2 separate regions of the Homo sapiens genome follow, and region 2 is linked to region 1. Evidence: chromatin loops called from intact Hi-C (ENCODE). Cell type or tissue: uterus. All regions are shown on one strand. Each heading gives the region's core, and the rest is flanking DNA. Links, peaks and the distances in the headings are about the cores only. Region 1 overlaps PLEKHG6 (pleckstrin homology and RhoGEF domain containing G6). Region 2 overlaps VAMP1 (vesicle associated membrane protein 1).

Region 1 (2,803 bases), core at 118-2,617:
CACTCAGCTTAGCCTTGCCGGCAGTGGCCGCTGTGACTCAGGGCAGGAGCAGTCCACACCAAACTGGTTTGCAGGGAGAAGTGAGCCAGCCCGACTTACCAGGGTGGGGGAACAACATCTAGAGCCAAGCCTGCCCCCCTACTACCTCTCTGGGGTTTCTGGGGAAAGGGAGGCACCCCCAGAACTTCCCCTGCTCCTCTCCCAGGATCCCAGTCGCCGACGCCTCCAGCAGTATGTCCCCTTTGCCAGGGGTTCTGGCCAGGCCCGAGGCCTGTCACCCATGAGACTGCGAGATCCAGAGCCCGAGAAGAGGCACGGGGGCCATGTGGGGGCTGGCCTGCTTCACTCCCCCAAACTCAAGGTAAGGGGGTCCCTCTCCTCCCATCCCCACACATACGGCCCCAATTGTGATGGCTCCGCAGATGACCAGCAAGCTCCGGGAGCTGAGAACACAGGTCCAGGAGGCTGCTGCCTGCCAGTCAGACATGGCTCTGCCTAGGACCTCTCAGGGATATATCTCTCTTTGGTCCATGCATGGCAACCAGGGACTTTGACTTGAGACACTTTGATTAAATGTGGATAAACGATTGATATTGAGCTTTCAGTTTTTGAAAACTACCAAGTCAAATTACCAAGTTGCTGAGAGTCAGGTATGCTCTCTCTATCCTCAGTGCCACATCATCCTTCACTGCCACTGTGAGCCTCACCTCTCCTCCCAAGCCACATCCAGATGGAGTGAGTGAGGGTCAGGAGTGTCTATTGCTCACATTCTTGGTACCAAAGAAACCTGTAAAATGGGCCGGGCGTGGTGGCTCACACCTGTAATCCCAGCACTTTGGGAGGCCAAGACGGGCGGATCACCTGAGGTCAGGAGTTCGAAACCAGCCTGGCCAACATGGTGAAACCCCGTCTCTGCTAAAAATGTAAAAAAAAATTAGCTGGGTGTCATGGCGGGCACCTGTAGTCCCAGCTATTAAGGAGGCTGAAGCAGGAGAATCGCTTGAACCCGGTAGGTGGAGGTTGCAGTGAGCCGAGATTGCGCCACTGCACTCCAGCCTGGGTGACAAGAGCAAAACTCTGTCTCAAAAGGAAAAAAAAAAGAAACCTGTAAAATGTAAGCCATGCTGCTTCATAAAAAATGCCATTTTATAGGCAAATGTCAAAGTGGTGCCTGAGACCACTGGTTCTCTAAGTCTTGTTCTGATTCACTTGAAGGTCCCTCTGAAGTGTCTGTTTCTGTCCCTCCCCCACCTCATTCTGATTCAGGAGACCCATGGAAGGCCTCTTTCCTGTCAGGGAGCCTAGATCAGACCCCTCTCCAGGGACCTTTCCACAGACCAGGGTGCCTCTTCACCCACATTCCAGCAATGCCTTTTTCCCTGGAATTCCAGCTGGGGCCGACCCCTGTTCTCTAGGCCTCCATGTCCCCACTCATACTCAGTGCTGCTTGCCATCTCCCATTCCAGACACAGACACACGCACACACTTTAACACACATGCACACACACACAGCCCTCCCGGGGCCCTGTGGCTGGGTGCCAAGGATGTGACCAGAGCTGATGCCCTTCTCGGCTCCCCCAGGAACTCACCAAGGCCCATGAGCTGGAGGTGAGGCTGCACACTTTCAGCATGTTTGGGATGCCCCGGCTGCCCCCTGAGGACCGGCGGCACTGGGAGATAGGAGAGGGTGGCGACAGTGGCCTGACCATCGAGAAGTCCTGGAGGGAGCTGGTGCCTGGGCACAAGGTGAGCCTGAAACTCACAAGGTGAGTCTGTCCCCACGGCGTGAATGCACACACAGATTCTGCTCTAGAGGAGGGAAAGGCCTTGGGAAGTGGGGTCATGTGGAAAAAACATCTGGAAACGCGTTGATCTGGGTTCAGATCCCAGCTCTGCCACTTACTAGTCAGACCTTGGTCAAGACAGTAAAGTTCTCTGGGCCTCAGTTGCCACATATGTAAAGTGGGGATAATACCACCTACACATCAGAGCACTGGTTTGAGGATTAAAAGGTCATGGTCATGCACAAAGTGCCTAGAACCTATGAAGTGGATCCGGTCGCACTTAACAGCTGGTACTTGCCATTCTAATTATCATTCCCCAACTGAACCAGCATTCTCCCCACCCCAGGAGATGAGCCAGGAGCTCTGCCACCAACAGGAGGCCCTGTGGGAGCTCCTGACCACCGAGCTGATCTACGTGAGAAAGCTCAAGATCATGACTGATGTGAGCCCCCCTCAGCCCCAGCCCCGGCCCCATCTTCCCTGCATGAGCCCCCATCCTCCCAGACTGGAAGGCAGGTCACTGGGGGAGGGAGGGGCAGGATTTCAGGCCAGTCTGGGATGCAGGGAGATAGGTCAGCAGTACTGAAGTTGGTGGGGGGTGGGAGGTGACGACACTGAAGGGCTGCGCTGGGTCCTGAGACCCTCGTCTCCCTCCCTGCAGCTGCTAGCCGCCGGCCTGCTGAACCTGCAGCGAGTGGGACTGCTGATGGAAGTGAGTGGGTGCTCAGGAGGGGACCCTGGCACAGCCCGACCTCTGAGCCTGGGGATGAGGGTGGGCCCTCCAGCCATCCCTGTCTGAATTCCCACTGCCCCGTTTTTTGGGATGCCTTGCCCTCCCTACTTCCCTGTTACTGGGGACTCCAAGCAGGCCACAGGCCCCCCATTTCTCAGACTGACATCCTTGAGATCTTCCAGGCCCAGTGCCCAGTTCATCCTTCTTCACCCCCGCCCCTGCTGTCCAAGCTTAAGGTCCTCACCTTTCCTCAGCCAGTGCCACCCCTGGGGACCTTCCAAAAGTG
Region 2 (2,803 bases), core at 235-2,734, 150 kb after region 1:
GGAAAGCTCCACATGACCAGGCAGTACTGAGTGAGCTGCCATCTTCCCAGCCCCTCCCTAGCTCCTACCAGTGGCCAGGTTTTCTAGAAGTCACCATGGGCACCGATACTCTTCTCCTCCCAAGTCTGGGCAGCTTCATGGGTACTTCGCCTCAGCCACTCCCCTCCCTGCCCCTTCCCTTGGCCTCCAACTCTTTGGGGCTTTGGGGGAACTTGAGAGTACAGAAAAAGCAGGCAGGGAGGAGGCGCCAGCTGTTGCTCTTCGGGTAATGACTTAGATTGTGCCACGAGCAGCATTTCTAGTGTTGAGGGACAGAGTGCAAATGAACGCAACGAAAAAGGAGGAATGGGTGATGGAGAAGCCTGGGCTGGAATGGAGGACGGTGGGTGGGGAAGTGTGTTGAGAGAGCAAACAGAGGGCAGAGGACATGAATGTGGATGGCAATGGACAACAGGGAAGGGGTGGTACATTCTCAAGTAAAAAAGTAGACTGGACACAGGAATCAGGAAGTCCCAGACGGAAAAGAGAAAGAGACAGGAGAAAACAAGAGGGTGAATTACACCAAGTTACCAGACATTCAGGTCTCTCCATTGTTAAGTGCCCCATCCCCATGGTCTCCCTCCAACCCAAGCCAGTGACACACAGCATAGCCCCACTTCCTCAGAACAGGAGGCGCCATCTCCCTGCAATGCGTTGCAGGGGGAAGGCTTGTCCATCAAAGAAATCCCTTGTCTCTGCCCTTCCCCCGTCCCGAACCAGGTGACGATCCCATAGCAGCGGTCTCCATACCTCAGTCAGAGCAGCCCCACTCCCCAGGCAGGCAGGCAGGCAGGGAGAAGACTCCAGGACCTTCCCACCTCTTCACCCCACCAGCAACTTCAGCGATACTTACTTACAATAACTACCACGATGATGGCACAGATGGCTCCCAGCATGATCATCATCTGAGGAAACATGGACAAAAAATGAGCCCTTGGATTTCAGGAATGAGGAAAAGAGCCACATCTCTAGTGGGAAACAGAATTCCTTCCATCCTTGGGACAATGGAAAAAACCACCCATCACCCAGGAGACCTGCAGGCCTCTTAGAGAGGCCCTACCCTTCTGCTTCCCAGGGGATCATAACCACAGTATGTCTGTAGCTTTTCAGATTCATCACAGGACCTGCATTGAGCTCCTTTTTGCTTAGTTCCTGGTGTCTTGGGGCTTTAGAAGGCATTCCAATAGAGATACAGACTCTGGATATTTAACCAATTAGTTCAATTTTCACTGTGAAGTGTTCAGCTCATTCTCAAAAGTTGCAGTTATTTAAAAATATATATTTCAATCTGAGAAAGCTGATTTAAAAGAAAAAGAAAAAAGTATATATATATATAAATGTATATATATGTATATATATATATAAATGTATATATATGTATATATATATATAAATGTATATATATGTATATATACATATGTGTATATATAGTGTGTGTGTGTGTGTGTGTGTGTGTATGTATATATGCCTGAGCCATTGTGCTGATGTTGGGTGTGTCTGAGGATGAGACAGGTGAAATTTTTTGCAGGCAACTCCTTTGGGGTAAAGCTCCTTAACTAACCATTCCAAACTCCTCAGGGTATCACTTTTTCCCTGATAGCGGTTCTAAATACTCTAGCCTACCCTGGTGGCCAATTCTGGGTAATGCAATCTCAAGAGGAGGCTTTCCAGATTTCCTCCCAAGCGTTATGCTGGTCAGAGAGATCCTGCACCATTAGAGGGAAGAAATGTAGAAGCTGAGGGTTTTCTTGCCTTCTACCAGTGGAAGCCCAGGAAAAGATGGAGGAGGGGACAAGAAAATTCACCTTGCAGTTTTTCCACCAATACTTCCTCTTTAGCTTGGCAGCACTGCTCTCAAATTGTGATGCTCCTGCCTGCAAGGCATCAGCTCGGTCATCCAGCTCTGACAGCTTCTGGTCCCTCTCCAGGACCTTGTCCACGTTCACACGTATGATGTCCACCACCTGAGGAGGGCACAGAAACAAAGCAGCTAAGCTTCCTGCCAGAGACAGAGGAAAGGACAACAACCAGAGAATCACAAGTCTGGCCCTGTGCAACTCTAAAGGGTGCTTTGCCTCTCAGGGCCTTTGACTATTCTCCTACGAAAAAAGGAGAAAAGATAAGAAGTTCCCTTTTGTTTCCAAACTCCTAGATTTGGAAACTTTCAGAGAAACAGCTATCTACCTACCTCCTCCACTTGTGCCTGGGTTTGCTGTAGTCGTCTGTTACTGGTCATGTTAGGAGGAGGGCCAGGGGGACCCCCACCTGGGGCAGTCCCTTCTGTCCCTTCAGCAGGTGGCTGAGCTGGAGCAGACCTGTGGAAAGACATGTGCAGAGTACACAAAGTGACCAAGACAAGAAAGGAGCTGGGCGTGGTAGCACACACCTGTAGTCCCAGCTACTCAAGAGGCTGAAGTGGGAGGAGCGCTTGAGCCCAGGAGTTCGAGGCCAGCCTGGGCATCATAGCGAGACCCCATCTCTAAAAAAACAGACAAAAAGAAAGGACTCACATGCATCCTCACCCCAAACCACTTAAACAATTATGATTAGGCTATACAAAACTAGAATGGATTCTTGCTCCTTGGCAATCTGAAGTAGGGAGACAAACCATAGAGGCAAGAAGTAAAAGATGAAAGACTCTGCAACAACATTTGGATGGGGTTCAGGGACATCCAGGATGGCATCAAGACATCTCATCTGGGGCTATCCTTTGACTCAACTCAAACAAGTCCTCTGCCATGATGGCTACAGGGACATATGGCCT

What was found. Hi-C counts contacts between places; a loop is a spot of excess contacts. Peaks named below come from ENCODE experiments on the same cell type or tissue, not always from the same donor. Only the 100,000 strongest peaks of a DNase experiment are listed, where the experiment ranks them.
Region 2: a loop joins it to region 1, with 2.6 times the contacts of the local background. A loop is called at or near these places in 61 of 110 quality-filtered maps.

The regions. Positions count from the first base shown.
Region 1 is chr12:6,313,424-6,316,226 of GRCh38, forward strand. PLEKHG6 (pleckstrin homology and RhoGEF domain containing G6) reads left to right here. Exons shown (of 16, transcript NM_001384598.1): 3 at 206-361; 4 at 1,582-1,746; 5 at 2,131-2,226; 6 at 2,446-2,496. Among named protein-coding and RNA genes, the nearest start is that of PLEKHG6, 4.1 kb to the left of the region's middle. In uterus, for the core only: no CTCF peak of the experiment used is centred there; no DNase peak of the experiment used is centred there.
Region 2 is chr12:6,463,998-6,466,800 of GRCh38, forward strand. It overlaps VAMP1 (vesicle associated membrane protein 1), which reads right to left. Exons shown (of 5, transcript NM_014231.5): 2 at 2,228-2,354; 3 at 1,845-2,003; 4 at 893-944; 5 at 1-489. The coding sequence ends at 473. It also overlaps a transcript of TAPBPL not described here. Among named protein-coding and RNA genes, the nearest start is that of VAMP1, 5.3 kb to the right of the region's middle. In uterus, for the core only: a CTCF peak has its summit at 1,674; a DNase peak (open chromatin) is centred at 1,674; H3K27ac peaks cover 600 bases.